Linked DNA regions of Homo sapiens: region 2 is linked to region 1. Evidence: chromatin loops called from intact Hi-C (ENCODE). Cell type or tissue: pancreas. All regions are shown on one strand. Links, peaks and the distances in the headings refer to the core of each region. The heading gives the core; the rest is flanking DNA. Region 1 holds the start of LOC100129540 (a long non-coding RNA gene). Region 2 overlaps CTSH (cathepsin H).

Evidence for each region. A loop is a pair of places that touch in the nucleus more often than their neighbours do. Peaks named below come from ENCODE experiments on the same cell type or tissue, not always from the same donor. Only the 100,000 strongest peaks of a DNase experiment are listed, where the experiment ranks them.
Region 2: it touches region 1 in a loop (1.8-fold over the local background); 17 of 110 quality-filtered maps call a loop at or near these places.

What each region holds. Positions count from the first base shown.
Region 1 is chr15:78,971,492-78,984,001 of GRCh38, forward strand. RASGRF1 (Ras protein specific guanine nucleotide releasing factor 1) reads right to left here. Exons shown (of 27, transcript NM_001145648.3): 24 at 9,129-9,208; 25 at 1,812-1,929; 26 at 375-443. LOC100129540 (a long non-coding RNA gene) reads left to right here and starts at 7,398. Exons shown (of 2, transcript NR_148998.1): 1 at 7,398-7,832. RefSeq lists enhancers at 5,281-5,430, 5,501-5,610, 5,681-5,770. In pancreas, for the core only: a CTCF peak has its summit at 8,401 (motif pointing left); no DNase peak of the experiment used is centred there; H3K27ac peaks cover 939 bases.
Region 2 is chr15:78,929,135-78,938,629 of GRCh38, forward strand. CTSH (cathepsin H) reads right to left here. Exons shown (of 12, transcript NM_004390.5): 3 at 8,184-8,289; 4 at 6,546-6,616; 5 at 5,844-5,948; 6 at 3,238-3,324; 7 at 2,317-2,372; 8 at 278-359. Among named protein-coding and RNA genes, the nearest start is that of CTSH, 11 kb to the right of the region's middle. In pancreas, for the core only: no CTCF peak of the experiment used is centred there; DNase peaks (open chromatin) are centred at 3,243 and 5,377; H3K27ac peaks cover 730 bases.

The DNA.
Region 1 (12,510 bases), core at 4,464-12,463:
TTTGGAAGGGGAACTAGGTGGCTGGGGGACATTTCACTGTGCACTCCTTATATCTGTGGATTTTGTAACTTGTAAGCATAGTACCTTTCAGAAACAGATGTTATCAACTCTGCCTGTCTTGCCCTGGGGGAGATTAGACATGAATATAAACCATCCTATGGCAGGTAAAATCAGACAAGAGTCACAAGATGAACACAGGCCCAATTTGAAGAAATAGGGACTAGGGAAGCCTTCCTTACAGGGATGGCATTTGAGCTGGGCTCGAGAGAATTCTGGAAGGGAAAGTGGACGGGTATGGAGGGGACAGGGTGGAAGGTGGCCTAGACAGAGCCACTGTGAAAGCATGCAAGTGACCAGGAAAAGGCACAGCTTACCTTTGCTTGGTGCTCTATTTTGTAGGCAGTTTGTTGAAACTGGCGAATCTCTCGGATAATATGGGATATCTGTGGGAAGGAAGGAGTGTTTCAGAATGCAGTTTGCTCTCCTAGTTCCACCCCCAACTTTGCAGAGCTGAAGGGGCATCAACAACTAAATCTGAAGTCAGCCTCTTAATTCCATACATGTTGCCTCCTGGAAGGTCCCACGGAGGCATCATGTGTGTTTGTTTTTATTTTTATTTTTTGAGATGGAGTCTCACTCTGTCGCCCAGGCTGGAGTGCAGTGGCGTGATCTCGGCTCAGTGCAACCTCTGTCTCCTGGGTTCAAGTGATCCTCCTGCCTCAGCCTCCTGAGTAGGTGGGATTACAAGTGCATGCCACCACGCCCGGCTAATTTTTGTATTTTTAGTAGAGATGGGGTTTCACCATGTTGACCAGGCTGGTCTTGAACTTCTGACCTCAAGTGATCCACCCGCCTCAGCTCCCAAAGTGCTGGGATTATAGGTGTGAGCGACCACACCCGGCCTCATGTTTTTTTTCTTTTTTTTTTTTTAAACAGAAATCTGCTTCCAAGACTTGTCAAGACTCTATAGGTAAATTACACTATGTGACTGAGAGAAGAAAAAAAATCTCCTTTAATTAGTGGCATAAGCTACCTAACATCACTAGAACAAAACCCCACGACTCCAGCAAAAGTTAAAGGCATCAGCCACTTCCTTAGCGCCTGCTGTGCACAAGACACGATGAAAAGCAGCTTTCGCTCTTCAGGATGGTGCCTGAAAAAACCCTTTCCATCCAACAAAAATCTAATGTCAAGGCCCATTATATAAAACTGGTGCAAGTAGAGGCTTTCTGGCGAAGTGAGAGGGGAGAAGGAGACGGTTAGAATCCTGTTCCTAATGGGAGAAGTCTCCTCAGCCCTTATCCCAAGTTCTAGATTTTTCTGGGAAAACTGGAAACTTACTCTTTTAGGAGGTGCTGTGTAAGTGGTTTTACTTTGTCCACATCAAGCAAGTGTCGATACGAACAATACGGATGGGTGTGAATGACAGTGTGGGGCTTTGGAGTCACCTGGACCCGGGCTCCAGACCTGGCTCTGCCCTTTACTTGTGGGGTGACCTTGGGCTGCTCACTTGACCTCACTCAGCCTCAGTCTGCTCATCTGAAAGGTGCAGAATAAGAAGAGCAGCTACCTCTCAGACTGTCAGGACTAGAGGAGGAAATGCCGGTGAAAGCATGGCTCAGGGCCTGCCAGATTCTAACTGCTCATCAATGATAGTGATGGCTGTCATTGGGGAAGCTGGACCCAGGCTCCCAAATGGGGGCACCCTATGCAGCAGGTTGGGCCTTGGGGGGCAGAGTGTGGGTGGGCCCCAGGTTGAGTCATCTGGGCTTCAACGCCCCCCTTCCCCTGCCTGGCTGGGGGGAACGCACCATCCTCATCTTGGAGAAGTTGACCAGGCCGTCTTCCGTGTAATTGGGCGTCCCCTCCTCGATGAAGGCCAGGTCGGTGAGGTACATCCCCAGGTAAGGGACACAGGGTGGGTCACAACTTGGAAGCAAACGGCATTAACACAAGTTTTTCATTTTAAAAAAGTAACGTCTACCAAGAACAGAACATCCCGCATGCACCTTTTGCTTTGCTAGAGGCAAAGGGACTTGCAGTCACCAAGAATCACACTACACTCTAGAACTGACTATTCTACACGCCCAGGACTGTCGGCTGGGTCTCAGGGCCAGTCCTCTGGGGTGGTGGGGGCAACATGGTGCTGACTGGGGCCTCTTACACCCACTGGGGCATCTCAGATTGTCTCTTTCCTCCCTGAGCCAGAAGGTCCTCCCCTACCTCTCTGCCTTCTGTCCCAGTCAGTCCCTGGGCTCTGTCACCAGCCCCTCTGGACTCACCTTTCCTATCTCTCCCTGAGACTCTCCCATCCGGATCCTCCCCCGAATCACCTCCTGGAGGGCTCTGCAGCCCCAGCCCCCCAACTCCTGCCAGTCACCCTATCTGACACCCTTGTCTCTGCTCCCTGAGACCTCTCCTGTCTCCACTGGCATCTCCCACCCACCTAAGCACTGGGCTTGGGTGCCAGGGCAGGAAACCCTTGCTCTCTGAGATCACTTTCCTGAAAGTGGCTTTGGGGCAGGGGGTTGGGTGATAGTTTCCATGGTTGGTGACTCATGGGGGACTGCATCTTTGGGAGCTGGGCCCCCGGAGTGATGGGCCATGCCTCTCTGATTTTTGGTCCAAAGCAGGGCCTCCTGTTACTGTTCCTTCCCAGCGTGTTCTGGTGCCCTTGGCTCGGTGCTGGGTAAGGGTTGATGGAGCCTGTGATGGAGCCCGGCGGTCGTTATGTGCCGGCAGGGCTCCCTTTAGCTCCTTCTGGGGCCTCCTCCCCAGTGCTCTGCCGCCTCCTCTCAGCTCAGCACACAGATGCGGTGGCATCATCGAGCACAGTGCAGTGACCCTTATTCCCAGCCCATCTTACCTTTGTCTCTTTGTGGCCACCTGGCAACCCTGCTAGCCTGGAGGAAGGTGAGGCCGGGAGGATGATAGAGCAAGAGCAGAAACCTGGCCCCTGTCCCTCACCTGCCTGCTGTGTGACCCTAGGCCAGGTCTTTCCCTCTCTGGTCCTCAGGCTCCTCATGTATAAAGCAATGATAGCAGCTAAGACAGTTTTAGGTGGTCTCACAGCTGATTTACAGGCACGATATTAAATAACATGAATTCACGTGGTAAGAAACATTGGATTTTTACTTTTTTCCCTTCTGCTCAGGGAGAGCGCCTCATTTGGTGATAGTGTGACTTTGACACTTTTGATACTTGCCATTCTCCTCCTTTCACATTTTCTCTTTTTAGACAAATAGCAACAGGTGTCAGAATCAGAGTGTTGGCAAACATCAGTATTTGGCCAGAATTCAAAAACATTATTTTGTTTTTACCATATATTTTTAAATGGCATTCTTGTATTTACAGCAAGTAAGCTGGTTTTCCATTTGCCATGATACAAAATTTCCTTCTTATTTCTTTTTGGGAAAAAGTGAATTAATTTAAAGAGGCTGTTAGGTAAACACAAATACAGTTGGCACAGTATGGCAAAGTCGTGAAGGAGGCAGAGGCCTGGCGTTAGGGACACAGCAGACAGAAGTGTTTTTCCAAATGTAGGGCTGACCCTTTCATGGGTGTTGAAATCAATTTAGAAGGTGTAGACCAGAATTTTTAAAAAGTGAAAAAGGGCCGAGTGGTGGCTCACTCCTGTAATCCCAGGCAGTGGGATTTGAGAGGTTGAGGTGGGAGGATCACTTGAGTCCAACGGTTCAAGACCAGCCTGAGCAACATAGTGAGACCCCATCTCTATTTAATTGAAAACAAATAAAAATAACAAGTGAAAAAGAAAATATCTGACTTCATCAAATGAAATAAAGGTATATATTGTTTTGTGGAATTTTTGTTCCTGTGATGCATATATGCATTTGTATACAGGCTTGTAGTTTCAAATATATATATTTACTGTGCTTTGTGATTAAAAAAAAAAAGAAAAGAGTAAGGAGCATCCAGCCACTGGAGGGGCTGCTTTGCATCCTTCCATCCCTTCCAGTCCATGATTATTACATGCACAGGTCTTCATTTCCTTCCTTTCTTTTTCTTTTTTTTTTTTTTGAGGCAGGGTCTCACTCTGTTACCTAGACTGGAGTGCAGTGGCACAATCACAGCTCACTGCAGCCTTGACTTCTCAGGCTCCAATGGTCCTCCTGCCTCAGCCTCCTAAGTAGCTGGACTACATGCATGCACCACCATACCCAGCGAATTTTTGTATTTTTGGTAGGGACAGAAATTTTGTATTTTTGCCATGTTGCCCAGGCTGGTCTAGAACTCCTAAGCTCAAGTGATCTGCTCGCCTCAGCTTCCCAAAGTGCTCAGATTACAGGTGTGAGCCACTGTGCCCGGCCAGCTCTTCATTTCCTTTCTATCATACTCCAAGTCTGAAGCCCAGGCTTATGAGTCTGATGGAGAAATAATCCAAAGATCTGAGAAGTAACTCTGGAGTCGTAAGGCTGTGGCAGTGCTGACCGGTGGGTTCTGAGAGGTGCTCTCCCCCTTCACCCTGCATGTGTGACAGTAGCCAGGTAGCCGTGGAGTGCTCTAAGGATGGAAGGGAGAACGGGAGGCCTGGTGACTGCAAGCTGACTGCAAATGACCAAAGGACTCAGAGTGTTTCTCAAGGCTTTTGGGGGTTTCTGACCACCCAGATCAGTGAAAAGGATCAGAGGTCCTCTGATCACTGAGGGTCGACTTCCCCTGGTATTTATGGGGAGTCATGGTTCAGCTGTGGGAAGGTGGTGGATTTGCAATCGAATCACTTGCAAGTAGCACGCCCAGCCCCAGTACTAACCTCTGTCCCTATTTACTACCTCTATGGCAGGGGTGGCCAATCTTTTCGCTTCCCTGGCCGCATTGGAAGAAGAATTGTCTTGGGCCACACGTAAAATACACTAACACACTAACGATAGCTAATAAGCTGGAAAAAAATCACAAAAAAATCTCTTAATGTTTTAAGAAAGTTTACCAATTTGTGTTGGGCTGCATTTAAAACCATCCTGGGCCATATGCGGCCCTTAGGCCACGGGTTGGACAAGCTTGCTCTATAGTGAGGGGCCATGAAGGAGGGGACAAGAGAACACTCAATCAAACACACACACACACACACACACACACCCATCCGAAATCCAGAGCCATGTGGGCAAATGTATGGAGTTGCCAGATTGGGACAGAGGACTGCTGGAGGGCCCCACAGGGACACACGGCATAGGGACTGAGCCACACCGAGCCTCTGAATGAAAAGGGAAGCATGTTGGGGCTTCCTGCAGGCAAGACACCCAACAACAGGCAAGTCCTGAACCTTCCATATTGGCCTTTTGGCCTCTCTCGGGTGAGGTCCAGTCTTGCCCTTGGCAGGGCCTATCAAGCAGAGCTGATACGGGGGTGGCTTCCTCTTCTGGCAGAGCCCTCACGGGCCTGCAGCTAGCATTTTAGGGAGCAGAGAGGAAAGTGTCCCACCCCTAGCCTGAAAGCTGCTTCTGGTTTCTGGGCAAGGCCTCGCTGTCGCACTCCCATGCTGGTGACACCTGGCCTTGCCTGTGGTTGTTTGGAGCCCCCAAACTGGATGTTTCTTTCCACCAAGACGCTCCTGATGATGTTAAATGGAATAAGGGAGATTATGGGGGACCAGCTGCTGCTGGCAAGAGGCAGCTGCCCATGCTCTACACCAAACTCCAGGAAACCAACCCGAGACAAGCAATGAGTCCACCTCCCCTTCCTCTTTCTCTCCAACTTCTCTCTTCCCTGTACTGCCCTGGCTGTGGGATGGGCTATTCTCTCTTACAAGTTTCTGCCGGCTGTGGTTGGGGATCTCCTCTCTCCCATCTTGAGGCCTGGGGAAGGGCATTCAGGGAGGGCATGAGGGCCCTTGAGGCTGGGCTGTGTGGGCTGAATCCCCTGGGGCCAGGGTCCAAGGTTCTGGCACGAGGTACAGGGTGATCAGGTAAGTAGTCTTTGAAAAACAAAACTGCGATGGGGTGGGGGTGGAAAGTCCCATTTTACCACTGGGTTGCTAGGCTGCTCTGTGGTCACAGGCAGAGAATAAAGATAGAGATAGATACTTGGCTTTGCTGGAACCCCTGAGACTCTAGAGCTCAGCCTTTGGGCTCATGACATCCATGTAGATAAATTGATTCTCACCCTGATTAAAGGGTATAGGGGATGGCCTGGCAGTCAGCTAGCTGACACGCTCCTCCATGGCTGTTCCCATCCTTAATTCAGGGGAACAAAGGGGAAAGGCTTTCACTGCAGCAGCCTACAATAACAGCCTGTCCCCCGTGTTCCTCTAAATCAAGGGCTTCCTATTCAAATTAAACACAAAAGGTGCAGATATGCAAGTGTGTGCTCGGTTGAGATTAGACAGGGTAGTCAAAACTGGAATCGGCCCCAAAAATGCTGGTGACCACATTTTGCTACTAAATTCAGTTTTCAACCAAATTCTTGTTGCCTGGAGCTGGGGGAAGGTTCCGATTGCTGGGAGGTTGGGAGGAGGGAACAGGCATAGGACTTTGCCAGTATGTAGGCTTGGGGAATGAGAAGGGGAGATGAGGCCACTCTCAGGGCATCTGGCAGGGACTGAAGGGGCACACATAGTTAGGGCTGTTGCAGGTGGGGCAAGGGACATTTAAGAGAGTGGCTAGTGGGGTGTTTGGTGGTGAAGTCTCGGCTGGGAAATGCAATAAGGCCATTCTCCAGCCTGGATGCTGGCAGAAATTGGATATTTTTTCTTCTTTTTCTTTTTCTTTTCTTTTGTTTTTTTTTTTTTTTTTTTTTTTTGAGACAGTCTTGTTCTGTCACCTAGACTGGAGTGCAGTGGCACGATCTCAGCTCGCTGCAACTTCTGCCTCCTGGGCTCAAGCGATTCTCGTGCTTCAGCCTCCCAAGTAGCTGGGATTATAGGCATGTGCCACCACGCCTGGCTAATTTTTGTATTTTCAGTAGAGACAGGGTTTTGCCATGTTGGCAAGGTTGGTTTCTAGCTCCTGACCTCAAGTGATCTGCCCACCTCGGCCTCCTAAAGTGCTGGGATTATAGGCATGAGCCACTGTGCCTAGCCCGAATTGGATATCTTAATGAAAAGCTAAAAAAAGATGCCTGGGACGTATGAATGGGCTGCAGACCAACATGGTGAGGCCCATAGCAGGACTCCTTCTCTGGGGAGGTCATTGGCTATGCCCATGGACTGCCACCTCGCTACTCTTGCCCCCGTCCCCTGCCTAGTGAAACAGACGCTCAGTATTCATGCAACACCGCTCTTTGTGAAAACCTTAGAGCCTCAGGAGAGGGGGTGCGGGAAGCATTTGCCCCAGGTTTCCCCAGTCCCTCCCTCCTCTGTGTGCCCTGCCTATGTCTCTGCAAGTCCAGAACCTGGTTTGCATAAAGCTCTTAGCTTCCAGAGGCCCGCAGGCCACCTCTGCCCTGTGCTGCAGGGAGCAGGGGAATGTGGGAGAGACACTTACACGGGCCCACAGGCCACCTGAAAGAGGGAAGACGGTCAGGGTGGGGACTCAGACAGAATGGGGGGCCCCAGAGGCAGTGGAGGCAGCGGTGGTGGCGGCGGCAGACGAGGAAGCCAGCCATGTGAGGAGGTGGATGGAGTGGTGCCCCGGGGGCGGACGGACGGACAAGTTGGTGAATGCACGGAGGGGGCAGCTCCCCACAAGCACAGTCCACAGGGGCTCTCGGGAGCCCAGGCAGAAGAGAGACGGCTGGACAGCACAGATGGGTGCAACATCTGTCTGAGGACACAAACAAAGTGGAGATGGTCAAGGCGATGGCACACAGAGCTGGCAAAGGACAGACCAAATGCGGCAGGAAGAAAACGCAAAGAGGAGGCAGACGAGGCTGGCAGAGGGGTGAGCAGTCTGTCAAAGCCACTGTCAAGGGCTGGAGGTTTTGGCTGGCCCCATCCTCAGGGTCTGGGGGTAGTAAACTCTGGTGTTCCCTGCGTCAGCCGTGATCATGGGAACACCAGGAAGCGGGGAGAGGCTTCCTGAGCTATATAGGGAACCGGGACCCCAGGGATCTCCCAGGGTCTCTCCAAGGTCTGGCGAGTAGCCAGTCAGGCGAGGAGAGGAAGGAACACTCACTCAAGGAAAGGAGGGTTGAGACTAGTGCAGAAGCCTGAGTAAGCACCTAATGAGAGTGACAGAAGCAAACCCCCCACTTCATGTGAGTGTGTGGCCACAGTGTGTGCAGATGGGCTGAATCACTGCTTCCCTGGGAGAGCTCGTCTGGAGCCCAGGGCAAACCTTGACAAGCTCTGGAGGCCAGCCTGGGCCAGTCCTGGTGCTAGGCCACGGCCATGTGGCCTTGGACCGTCCACGTGGCCTTGGACCAGACACTAGCTCTTCAGTTTCTTTGTCTGGAAGAACAGGATGCGGGAAGCAGCCTTATCCTGATGGTTGTCAAGTGGGGAGGATTTTGCCCCCTAGTGGACATTTGGCAATGTCTGGAGACAGTTTTGGTCGTCACAACTTGGAGGGGTGCCATTAGCATCTCACAGGTAGAGGCCAGAGATGCTGCTAAAGATTCTACAATGCACAGGACAGTCCCCCTCAACAAAGGATCATCCTGGTCAAAACAGCAAGGGTGCTGAGGCTGAGGACCCCGCCGTGTGGGCAATGTTGATGGCGTTAAGCGCACAATGTCTAGGCAAGTGCTTTACAAACTTTAAGTATGATTATTGTAAAACTGTATTTTTTTAATTCCCGGATGCCATTGTTTATAAAATGCAAACATTTTGATGATGAATTCTGGAGTGAAAAAGGAAACACAATTGTGTTAAATAAACAAAACTGACGTTAAGACGTCTCCTGATGTCAGAATTATTAAAATGTGAAAAGAAAACGTGCATTTTAGAATCGAGAAATCTGGCACCACTACTATTATCATCACAGCTACTATGCTTTCAGGGATCCCAGCAGTATTCCTGTGCTTCTCTCAGGAAATGCTAGCAAACTCTGGAGTTTCTCTGGCAGACCATGGAGGACTCCACCATTGGGGTCCAGGAAATCTAGGGGTCTTGTGGGTAGACAGACGAACAGACAGACAGAAAGACCTCCTGCTCTGGCTGGGGGCGGCACGTGAATGCCTCTGCAATGCAGGTCTATGATTTTAAAAATAACAGCGACAAAACGACACACACTTACTTTTTCAGAGCTTCTCTGAGATTCTTAAATCTGCCCTCAGATGACACAAGCTTTTGGAGCTTATCAATCAAAGCTTTAGTCTAGAAGGAAGCAGAAGCATTTACTAACACACAGCACACGCTGTGATCCCCGAGGCCCGGGGATCAGGCCCACACTCCAACATGCTGCCCAACAGGGCTCCAGAATTGCCTTCCCTTGGGATCTGGGGGCCTCCTGTGTTTGGGCACCTTGCCCCTGAACTCCTCAGGAGTTGGGCACGGGTCCTTGTTGAGTGTGCCTGTGCTCCCACATCTCTCAGAAGCAAGGAAGTGGGTGTGAGGGACCTGAGTGTGGATTTGGCCCTTGGAAATGCTGCAGGATCCCGAGACCTGGGCAGTTTAGAAGGACTTAGTGGGTGACTCCCAGGAGCCTGCGCTCAGAGCAGGAAATGGCAGATTTTTCATTTTCCTGATCTTTCTCATGAACTAGACCCAAAGGATGTGACCGTCATTTCACACGTTCCCCTTTTCACACCAGAAATGCCACCCAAATTTAAGGATCAAGAAAAAAGATGGGAGACGAACTGATCATCAGAAAAGAAAAGGCCTGGCTGGAGAAGAGGAAGCTCCACAGCAAAGGGCTTTGCCAAGCGACCTCGCCAGGCCCAGCGCACACATCAGGCTGGAGCAGAGTTTCGGTGGCTGGAGTTTGTCTGACCCATGGAGCACCCCGGGTCAAGCCTGGCTTTGTGCACCTTTCCCTGTGTAGCCCGAGGGAAGGCCCTTTCCCTCAGGGGTCCTCAGCTCCCTCATTGATAAAATGGTGAGATAGGTTAGAGACTTCCTTTGCAGCTCTGTTCCTCAAGATTCAGAATGTGGCTGAGAAACCGCGGGAGCACAGCGGTACGTCACGCCACCAGAGCCCTAGTCAGCCTGGAGGGGACACAGGCCCCGGAGGCCAAGCACACGCCCAATCTTGGGGTCAGATTTCTGCTGAGAAATTTGTCTACTGAGAAGGACAATCTAAGTCTCCATTCTGACAGGAAGAGATCTGTGTGTGCTCTTCAAGGGGAAAGAAGGGCTGAGCGTACCATTCAGTTCCATGCCTTATCAACAAGTAGAAAAAGCCTCGCCACCTGGTGTGGACTAATCCTGTTCAGAGCACAGCTGTATTCTGGATCTGGTGAAAGAGACATGCAGCAGAATAGCACACACCACACGGAGTCAAGGCAGATGATTCTGCTTTCACTTGAGATGTCTGCTGTCCGATGACTGGCAAAGGCTGGATGCCCTGGCCCACCTCCGTTCCAGAGTCTCAGCTTCCCTCCTGCACTTGCCCCTTTCCAGAGCAGCACCCTCCTTCCTTTTCTTCTCCATCCACCTGCAGAGGAATGACCTGATACGGCTTGAGGTCAGAGGCGGGGGCTGAGTCAGGAAACCTAGGGCCTCCCCAGCCTCTGTCACCTATCCCTGGCATGCCGACTGGCAAATCACCACTCCTCTTGCCTTTATGGGCCTCAGTGTCCCCATCTGGAAAATGGGAGGGTAAGTCCAGGTGTTCCCTAAGGCAATACTAGCTCAGATACTCTAGAATTGTGGAAGACACAGAAGCTTGATCAGGAGGTCCCAGTGGCCATGCAGTTCTAGATGAAGTGTCACCGTACTCTGAGGCTGTGAAAATGTGCAGAAGATATTCTGGAACCAATTTGTGGCTCTGGGCTGGGCACGTTTTTAACTTCCTCCACATCCCCGTGCTTGCTGTGTATGGATGCTCCTCTTTGGGTTGTCATGCTGTCTCCAGGAAGGAGCTCTATGGCCTGGGAAGCCACAGAATTTTCTCAGCTGCTGCTTAAAAAGTATGTTCCAAGTTGAAGCAGTTCAAGCATCTTCTAGCTGGGCCAGGAGCTTCTATCCTGTGATGCTCCATGGGATACCAAGCCTCTGGGATCTTGGGTGTCTCTGTTAGAGTGTGGACACCAGCAGGCAGAAATGGGGGGCCCTTGGAATATGGGATTGAAAGCAGGAACCAAGCAAGGACCCTTGGAGTCAGTGTCAGGAAGAAAGATGATTTTGTGGTCTCCTAAATTCCATCACTTCCTGTTCACCAAGCAGAGGACTTCTGGCTGGACAAGAATGTTCCCTCCCAGAGAGGCCAAAATCGATTGTTAGCCAAGGCGAGGCTTTTGTCTCCACTAAAGTACAGCGATCCCCAGGAGAGGCGACACACAAATCCACGTTAGTCATTGTACTGTCGTATGGAAGAGTATCATCATCAGATCGTCTCTTGGGTTTTTTTTTTCCCCAAAGAGGATGGGGAGAGGGGTTAAAAGAAGAAAGGGGAAATGAAAAGTCCCAAATGAAATCCAACTGCCTGACGCTTGCCAGGGGCTGAACCAGACTTGGACATAATGCTTTTCTGCTATGGTGAGCACATTTAAGTGAGCAGTAAAAACTGGCTGCTGAGGTTACAGTTCAGGCCATCTAAGAAACGTGGCCATTTTAGAGGGTCTCCAGTGTCCATGGGACGCCTGTAGAGAGAGAATGAACTGCCTCTGGCAGATGCCGAGCAGGCCATGGCCAGGAACTTCCAGAAGCTCCTGGGGCCAGGTGCTGTGCAGACACACAACTCTTACACGGCTGGGGGCTGCAGAAGACAGCTGGGTCCAGACTGCATAGAGGGTGGAGATCTCATGTGGTGCCAAAGGTATTTTTGATTTTTGGACCAGGCCAGCTGACCCTAGGTCCAGAATGACATCCTAGAACACAGGCTGAATCACATGCCCTGACCACTGACTGTCCTTGATTTGCACTCTCTGTAGAGAACAGAAGATTTCAGGATGGCCAAACTCATTCCCTCCCAACTCCATGAGGAGGGCAATGCAGGAGAGCAAGACCAAGAAATGCAAGGAGTGTGGGTTCCAGGAAGCCTAAGTGGGGTGGGAAACTGAAGCCTGGTCTGCAGGGCCTCTGGAAAAGATGATGTCATTCCCAAGAACAGGGGAGAAGGAGAGAGAGATTTACTTGGAATGGGCCCCCAGACTGTGGCAAGGGCCCTGCCTGAACCTTGACAAGCCAAACGAGGTTGGGTGACTTGGAGGTTTTGCAGAGCCTTGCTCAACACTTGCCTCCACGAGTTCATGACAGCATGTACCATGTTTGGCTAGATGTGCCTGCAGCTCTGAGCTCCTGTGCTCCTGAGCTCTGCTCTTTCCTGGAGCCCACAAACAAGAGTAGCATCTTTCACGGTCCTTGGCCCTAAGCCTGGCATCTCTGTGTGCCAAGAAGCAAGAGGCCCAATCCCACTGGGTTGTAATGGGGTGTCCCTGCATGTTCTGTAGTCCTGCTGTCATCAGGGGCTGGAGTGACCAGAAGGTGAGGGAAGGGTAGCAGAGATGTCCCAGATG
Region 2 (9,495 bases), core at 785-8,784, 46 kb before region 1:
GGGAAGGAGGGGTCCTGAGAAGTCTGGCTCGGGAAGGAAAGAGATGGTGCCGCAGAGCGGGTATGGGGTGAGAATGATAAAGAGGCCCCTGGACTGGTGAGAGCAGTGGGCTCAGGTGGGTGGAGGAGGGGAAGGAAGAATTTGGAGAGAACAGACAATTGTGAGAATTCCGGCGGGAGGGAGGTGGGGGGAGAAGGGATGTCTTCCAAGGCTGGGGAGGGAGTGAAGCTAGGCATGCTGTACGCCAAGAAGACAGAGTGGAGGCTGTTGGAGTTACCTTGCCCTGGTAGGGGTAGGTGTCTTCACCCATGATCCCCTTGTTGTACAGGATATACTCGAAAGCCTGGCTGGGGAGACCCCTGCAAGAAGTACACACAGGTGAGCCCACCTGGGGCTGTCCTGATAGAGGCGGGGCCCTCGGGGACTGGCGTGGCGAGATATCTGGCCTGGCAGGCTGGGGACTTGGTTGGGCATGTCCCAGTGGCAGAGGGGGTCTCTGAGAGGCCCAGCCTTGGGATAAGACTCAGCAAACTCAGATGAGGCCACCGGAGTCCAAGGACCAGCCCAAACATGCCTCAGTGGGATAGAGACCCCTTAAGGCCAGCCGCTCTGTCAGGAGTGCACAGCCCCACACCATGGTCAACAGCATCAGCCCAGAGCACTGTCATCGCCACAGCCGAGCCCCTGGGCAGGTGCTTCCCAGGCATGACTCCCTGACCCCTCGTGTCGACCCTGTGTGGTGGATGCTGTCACTGGCTGAGGCAAAGAGGCTGAATAACCTGGCCAGGGCCACACAGCTAAAGCTGGGAAGTGGTTCCAAAAGTGGGTCTTTTCTACATCATGTGGCCTCCCAGAATAAACAAAAACTCAGCAGCTGCCCAGCAATCCCCGTCCCTTCTCTGTTTCTCTCCATAGCATTCCGCACCGCCTGACCTAGTCTAGCCTTGACTGTGGTCTCTCTGAGCCTGCCAGAATGCCCGCTCTTCCAGTTCTGCTGAGCGCTGTATCCCCAGGGCCTACACACAGCGGGTGCTCTGTGATATTTGTTGTATGAATGAGAAAAGGAAGTACTGTCCTGAACCAAAGCAAATAGACTCCTTTGAAAAACAGGCTGGATGTGGTGGCTCACACCTGTAATCCCAGCACTTTGGGAGGCCAAGGTGGGTGGATCACCTGAGGTCAGGGGTTCGAGACTAGCCTGGCCAACATGGTGAAACCCCCATCTCTACTAAAAATACAAAAATTAGCCAGGTGTGGTGGCGCACGCCTGTAATCCCAGCTCCCTGGGAGGCTGAGGCAGGAGAATGGGGTGAACCCGGGAGGCGGAGCTTGCAGTGAGCTGAGATCGCGCCACTGCACTCCAGCCTGGGCAACAGAGCGAGACTCCATCTCAAAAAAAGAAAAAATAAATAAATAAATAAATAAATAAATAAATAAAAAATAAAAACGGTGGGACCCCAGAGTGCCCAAATGTCAGACTCTTGTTATGGGTTGGGTTTCTAAGCTGTGGAGTGGAAACAGACCAAAAGTAAGGGGACACTGAGCATGATGGTGGATCTGAGAGCAGGCTACGACGTCACCCCTGGGTCCCCAGGACTTGGCTGCAGCACGGCTCCCTGCAGGAGGAAGAGCCAGCTCAGAGGGGCTGGGGTCTGGGAGAGGGATGTGCCCCAGGGAGGTGGAGGGGAGTCGAGGCACGGCACCCCAAGAGCCTGGCTTTATGCACACCATGTGCCAGGTGAGCAAAGACCACAGAAATGTCTCAGAGCACTGCATGAAGGGAGGGCTAGAGTCACTGTAGAAATGTCAGCAAATTCCTGGCAACCTGCTTTACAGTGGGCCAGGAAAGCAGGTCCAGGCAAGGTACAGCCCTTACACACAGCCACCTCACCCTCACAGGGCGCAATGAGCTTGGGAGGCTGGGACTTTAGTGAGTTCATCTAAAGGCCAACCCTGTATCTGTGTGTGGATCTCGGGTTTGGAGGATGATGTGTAATGGTGTGTTGCTCACTCTATTAAATTCTTTTGGCCACACTCCCAGAGGCCTTGGTGGCGGGTGAGGCCAACCGCACTGTGGAGAGCCAGGTGATACAGTGGAGAGAGGACAGAGGCCTGGACTCAGATTCCAGCTCTGCCCTGTCCTGGCTATGAGACCTGGCCATGTGAGGTGACCACCCCTGTACAACAGAGACCATTTTGCCATCGCCCAGGGCAGTGGTGGGTTATATCTGTGGCAGACCCAGCACACACTGGATCCTGTCGAAGCGGTCAGTGGGAAATGAGGAAGTTTTGGGCCCCTTCTGGTCAGAGACGTACCCTTGGCAGCCGTGATTATTGAAGTCCTGGGCGCAGTCCACCAGCTGCTGTTCCGCCTGGAAGAAGGACACAACCCAGTGACCTGCCAGCTGAGAAGCCGTCAAGGCTTTGGCGTGAGGCGCTAAGCCTCCCTGGCTGAGCCACATCTGAGGCCCCGTCAGTGCTGTGTCAAGGTGACCAAATTATAAACTCCCCAAGGGCAGGGACAGTTGCTGTATGTCCTGCAGTGCCAGCCCAGCAGCTGGCACATGTCGGGAGGGGCTCAGTAAGCAGGGGCAGCCAGGGAAGGTGAGAGGGGGCAAGGGCTGTTGGGTCCAAACCCCTGCCCCGTAGGTGTGCCCATACGATGCAGAGTGTGGGGTCCCACAGCGGTGTATAGGATGGGGGAAACAGGCCCAGCCAGAGACCCTACCCCCACCTGTCCACAACCCAGGGTCCTCATGGCATCACCAGGCCGGCTGTGCACTGTCCCTCCTTTCTCCACAGAGGCAGGGGCTAGGATAGTTCCTTCAGGGGCATCATCCGTCTCTTGTGGGCGAGGGGATGGATGCATAGGTCCCGGCTCTTCCCTCATGAAGACAACTGAGGCTGCTGGGAAGGGTGTAGCTCCTAGTTGGCTACCCACCAGGCAGGCTCCGCCTTTCTGAACCCCTCCGCCGGGAAGGCTCCAGGCTGTCAAGCTAAGGACCACCCAGATCCATCTAGGAATGAGCCCTTGGGCCGGTTCCTTAATAAACTCAGATCCTTCCCGGGAAAAGCATCAATTGAGATTCTCATGCCAGATGTCCACAAGGCTGGGGCATCTGGGTCCACCTGAAACAGCACCCTTAGCCAATGCTCCAGGGAAACCAAAGGCCCAGGCCTGGCCCACATCAGGATGGGGTGTCCTCCGCAGGGGGTCGCCTGTGGCTGATTTCTTACCAAGGACAGCATCTTTCCGGTTGCGATGGCGATCGCAGACTCCAGGGCCCCAGTGGTGGAGAAAGTCCAGCAACTGCCGCAGGCACCCTGGAAAGGCCAGGGGAGAGCAGAGGACATCAGTGATGGGGACGCCGTGAGACAGCCCTGCCTTCTGCCTTCCTCTGCTGACCCTGCCAGAGCTCCCGAGTCCCCAGGTGCCTTGGCAGTTTACCAAGCCCTGTTCCAGATCCATTCATTCTGAGCCTCGCAGGCCCTGTTCCAGATCCATTCATTCTGAGGCTCGCAAGCCCTGTTCCAGATCCATTCATTCTGAGCCTCGCAAGTCCTGAGAGGCTTGCAAAGGAGCAGGAGCAGCAGGTGGCCTCTGACCAGTGCCTGTGGACTCCCAATCACCACCTCTTGGTGGCCAATCCCCACCATTCTGCCAGGGCCTGGAGTCCCCCACCCCATTCTGCAGTCTTCTGGCTCTCTTCCTTCTCGATCTTCACTGGCTCCTCTTTTCCCTACTGGTTCCCTGCAGAAGGATGCCCCAAAGTTCTGTTTTTAGAACCTTCTCTCACCTTTCCACCTCCAGTCTCTTCTGCCCAGTCCTGTTAAACTAACAGCTCCCCAAACCCTAGCCCAGTGCTGACCTCCACTTAGGCTCAGACATCCAACTAACTGCCAGACAACCCCACCCAGACACCCCTGACACCCCAGACTCTGGGGGACCCGCCCCATCCACCCATTTCCCCACCTTCTAACAGTTCATTGCCGCTGCCTAGCCCCCTTATTCACAACACCTCCAGAATAACATGAGGATTAGGTGTGGGGGGCTGCAGCCTGCCTGCCTGGTTCACATCCCAGCTCTGCCACACACCAGGTGGGTGACCTGGGCAAGTCACTTCCCCTCTCGAAGCCTTGGCTTCATTGCTTGTAAAGTGGGAATGGCGAGGGTTCCTGCTTGCAGGGCGCTAGCAGGGTTAAGTCAGATTCTGCTGGTCAGGCAGTCACCCCCGTGGGCACAATGCTGGTGGCTGCTGTAAGGATTTCTCTCAGGTTCATCTCTGTTTCCTCACCTTGCTGGTTCAGTCTTCCAGCTTCTACTTCTGAAATGTCTCTTAAGTCCCCTACCTGCCTCCCAGGTCATCACCCTAGGTTGACACTGGCCTCACCCAATCTCTTCCCTTCACATATCTCTCTCAGCTGGGGGAGGGAGGGACGGCCTGGTGAGAGGGTCCATGAGACAGTCAACGAGGCAGACGTGGCCACTTCGGGGGAGACTAAGCTCACTGCTGAAGGAGGCGGAGCTCGGCTGACCCTTGGGTGCTCGACTTGGGGCAGGGGCCTGGTTTTGAGTCCCCTTTGTCACTTACTTACCTTGGACCTCAGGCAAACCACCCTCCCTCTCAGGCTCTCCCTCTGTAAAGTGAGAAACTCTCAAGGAGGGTGCTGAGCTGATGGACGCTGTGGCTGCTGTCCGTCTCTATCCCCACACAGCGGCCACAGTAAGAGACGGCACACATCTGCGTCAGGAAGCACCTCATTCCGCTCCCTTAGCCCAGCCGGCTGCGTCCTGCCTGATGGCCCAGGATCAGTTAACAGGAGGACTTGGAAAATTCTTGGTGGGCCTCTCTTTCCCACCTGTCCAAGTGGTGGGCAGGTTTAGGTTACGTGTTGCTCTGAATTGTCATGTGGTTCTCAGAGGGTCTAAAAATGTCACGGGGCAAAGGCAGGCTTCTACTCCACCTCCTGCTGCAAGGGGAGGTTTGCTTTGGCTCCTGATGCTAGTTAAACATCCAGCACTTGGCAGGCTCCAGGAACACTGCAAGCCCGGGAGGCTTTAAAGCTGTGCTGCATGGATGGCTTTTTGGAAAGTGAAAAAACATTTCTCATGGAGAATTTCGATGGAAAGCCAGGAGTTTCCAGGAAGGAAACCTTCACCTCATATTTCCTAGAGTCCAGAGGTCGGCATCCTTCTGAAGAAGGCCACGGCAGGTTCCCTGCTAGGGGAGGGGCCGCAGCAGGCCGGGAGAACAGCGGGGGCAGGGTCCAGACTCTCTGGGACAGGGCCTGTGCTGAGATGCCCCCAGACTGCTCCCCCATGGAGGAAGGCAGGGCCTCTCACCTTGCCAAGCCCTCTGTGCCCCACAGCAAGGGCCACGGAGGCCAGCCCCTGCCATGAGAAGCTTGCTGATGCATGACACATGGACTAACCAGAGGGAGGCGGCCAGCCAGGGCAGGGGCTGGACCCTGGTGGCTCGGAGAAGATGGAGGCGGGAAGAGGAGATGCATGGGGTTCTGGTGTCCAGATGGGCACAGGGAACATAACGTTTTGGATGGCTCTGTAGGAGAGACCTGGGACCAATGGGAAAATCTGGGGCGTGGGGAAGGAAGGGAGTAAACTTTAGCCCAATAAAGAGGAACTTTTGCATCCTCCAGAGCAGCCTAGAGAAGTGCTGACCTCCCTGGCCCCTCAAAGGAAGAGGGCTGGAGAGATGCCGAGAGGAAACAGAGGCAGGGATGTGCTTGTGGTGGTTTTGTGGACCTTTTGAGTTGTTCTTCCTGGTGTATTGTCTGGGAGTGTGGCCGTTTTGCAGGGAGAGGATGGAGATTGCCAGGCATACCTGATTTTTCACAGGTGAGACAAAATTTCCTTTTTTCCGCCAGTCCACGGAAGGTGGGTAGGGACCAGTACCTCGAAGGTAGTTACTTTTGGTGGCTGAGCAATTCTGGAACAACCAAACACATTATTTTCAGGAAAATAAACAAAACCAAAAACCTTTCTGACAACAAGAAGAAGAAATGTATAAACATGGAATCACCAAGAGAGAATAAGAAAGGCTGCAGCTCTCAGAACCTTCCCTCTCCTGTCTACTGGTCCCAAGTGCTAAATGACATGTCCCCTTGAGAGTCCAGAGCATTAGGATAGGGTAGACAGATGTAGCAAATAAAAATACAGCTCACCTAGTTAAATTTGAATTTCAGGTAAACAACAAATAACTTTGTAGTGTAAGTATATCCTGTGCAATATTTAGAATATACTTATGCTAAAGAATTACTTGTTGTGTATCTGAAATTCATTTTTAACTGAGTATCTATATTTTAATCTGGTAGCCCTAAGTTAAGGGTCCACAATGCTAAGGCCATGGGCCTGGACTGAGGAACTGCTGAGAGCTGACTCTTCTGGTTCCCCCAAAGAATCTGGGGATACCCTCAGCTGCATCTGGGGATGGGACTGAATCTGCCTAGAAGCAGAGCAGGCTCCAAATTTATTCCAAAGGTTTCAGTAAAAGGATTCAGATTTGGTTGCAATGAATTATACCTACCTGAGGCTCTGACCAGAGATACTTGTGTTTTATTTCAGCAAAGCTCATGTCTGAAAATTGGTTCAGTGCCACTACAAAAGAGAAGGAAAAAACCAAAACAGAAATGGTTAGTGAATCACTAATGAAGAAACAAGAAAAAGTGATGAAACCTCCTGTTTACCTGTGTCGTATTTAGAACCACTGCAACCCATCTCCTTTAAGTTTTTGTATTTAATATAATTCAGTAGATAATTCAATCAGCCCTTACAGTGCTGCCAAAATACCTGGGGAGCTTTTTCAATGGTATAGATGTCCGGGCCGTACTCCAGAGATGCTAATGCAGTTGGTCTGGGGTGGGGCCTGGGCACTTACTTTTTTAGATACTCCCCTCGTGAGTCTGATGGATAGCTAGGTAAAGAACCACTCCACTGGTGCCAGGGGCCTTCCCACCTGCTGCCTAATTTGGTCTCTACACAGCCCCAGCAGGGATGCGTGATCATTTCTGCTTTTTCTTTTCTTTTCTTTTTTTTTTTTTTTTTTTTGAGACAGAGTCTCGCTCTGTCACCCAGGCTGGAGGCAGGGACGCGATCTTGGCTCACTGCAACCTCTGCCTCCCGGATTCAAGCGATTCTCCTGCCTCAGCTTCCCTAGTAGCTGAGACTACAGGCACCTGCCACCATGCCCGGCTAAGTTTTGTATTTTTAGTAGAGATGGGGTTTTGCCATGTTGGCCAGGCTGGTCTCGAACTCCTGACCCTGTCTTTAGGGATTATAGGTGTGGGCCACCACACCTGGGCTCATTTCCTCTTTACTGCCCATGTTAGCATCCCTGGAGGTCACAGGCTAGGACTGGGCAGAAATGAGGTTCAAGCCCAAGTTTCTTTCCAGCTCATGCTTGATGCCTTTATTACCAATTTAGTCAACTACCAATATTTCTCAGAGTCCTCAGAAAATACGCTGGACGTGCGTGTGAGTTTCTTTTTTTTTTTGAGATGGAGTTTCACTCTTGTTGCCCAGGCTGGAGTGCAATGGCACTATCTCGGCTCACCGCAACCTCCACCTCCCGGGATCAAGTGATTCTCCTGCCTCAGCCTCCCAAATAGCTGGGATTACAGACATGCGCCACCAAGCCCGGCTAATTTTGTATTTTTAGTAGAGATGGGGTTTCTCCATGTTGGTTAGGCTGGTCTTGAACTCCCAACCTCAGGTGATCCACCCATCTCGGCCTCCCAAAGTGCTGGAATTACAGGCGTGAGCCACCGCGCCCGGCCTATGTGAGTTTCTAGTGAAATTAATCCGGAGTGAAGGCAGATGCTCCCAGGGGCTGCTCTGAGCCCATGAGCAACCCCTACCCCCCGCAACAATCCAAAGACAGACCTTGGCTTCCAGGCTGGACCCTCAGATGGCAGGAATGGGGCAGGGGCTTCTACAGAGTCTCTTGTAAACTTCACAACCACCCAGAGGGGTACCGGCTTTGTCCCAAATTTACGATCCCACATTACACAGAGAGTAACAGCGGAGCCACAATCTGAGGTCAGCCAAACACAGCTTCAGAGCCTGGGCTTCTGCTCCCTCCACCCACCAGCCCCCAGCGGGCCCTTTCATGGGCTGGGTCACTAACTGACATCCTTCCAGGAAGGAAGGAAGGCGTTCCACGTACTTTTAAATGTGTGGTTCCCATTGTTGTGGGCGTTTATCTTCCTCCAGTTGCTGGCAAACGTCTGCAGCCTGTGGTGGTACTCCTCCGTACTGTAGGTCTTACGGTGCTAAAACAAAACACGCCAGTAGCAAGTCATGGAAACAGGCTGCAGCTCCCTAGAGGGAGACCTTTTTGTTTTCCTAAGAGGAAAGATGAAGGTTTTCTTTCTGCTATGATTCTCAGGCCAAATCTGTGTTAATGGGCGGGGTACTGCTGAGAAATTTGGGAAGTTACAAAACAACCCCGTTTTCAGGGACCTGTGGCCAGAATGAAGACCATGCAGCTGCGTGAAAGTCAGAATGTGGTCCAAGAGGCACTGGTGAACAAACCTGCCACATGTGGGGCACTCCTGGACGCCACTGCTGGTGCTGGGTCAAGTTTACAGCAAAGATCACCATTTTTCAAAAGCACATGCACTGGTGTTCCCCAACTGATTCTGCAACCAGTACACAGTGTGCTTTGGTTTTCTAAAAACAAATGTGTATAATTTTTTATTGATATATAACTGATGTACTTTTTTTGGTAAATGTAATATTTCGATACATTCATATAATGTGTAATAATCAAATCAAGGTCATTGGGAGATCCATTACTTTAAAAATTTCTTTATGCTGGGAACATTCAAATTATTCTCTACTAGCTATTTGGAAATACAAAATAATGATTGCTTACTACAGTTGAATCTACTTGTTTTTTGAACACTTGGTCTCATTTCTTCTAATTATTTTTGGGCCAGGTGCAGTGGCTCACGCCTGTAATCCCAGCACTTTGGGAGGCTGAGGCGGGTGGATCACCTGAGGTCAGGAGTTCAAGACCCACCTGGCCAACATGGCGAACCCCCATCTCTACTAAAAATACAAAAATTAGCCGGGCATGGTGGCAGACACTTGTAATCCCAGCTACTCAGGAGGCTGAGGCATGAGAATCGCTTGAACCCAGAAGGTGGAGGTTGCAGTGAGCCGAGAGTGTGCCACTGCACTTCAGCCTGGGTGACAAAGTGAGACTCTGTCTCAAAAAAAAAAAAATATTTTGTACTCAGGAATCAGTTTATCTTCATCCCTGCTTCCCTGCCCTTCCTAGCTTCTGCTAGTCACCATTCTACTGTCTTTCTTCATCAGATCCACTTTTTTATCTCCCACATACGAGTGAGAACATGTAATATTTGCCTTTCTATGCTTGGCTTATTTCACTAAACATAATGACCTCCAGTTCCATCCATGTTGCTGCAAATGACAGAATTTCATTCTTTGTTATGGCTGAATAATATTCCATT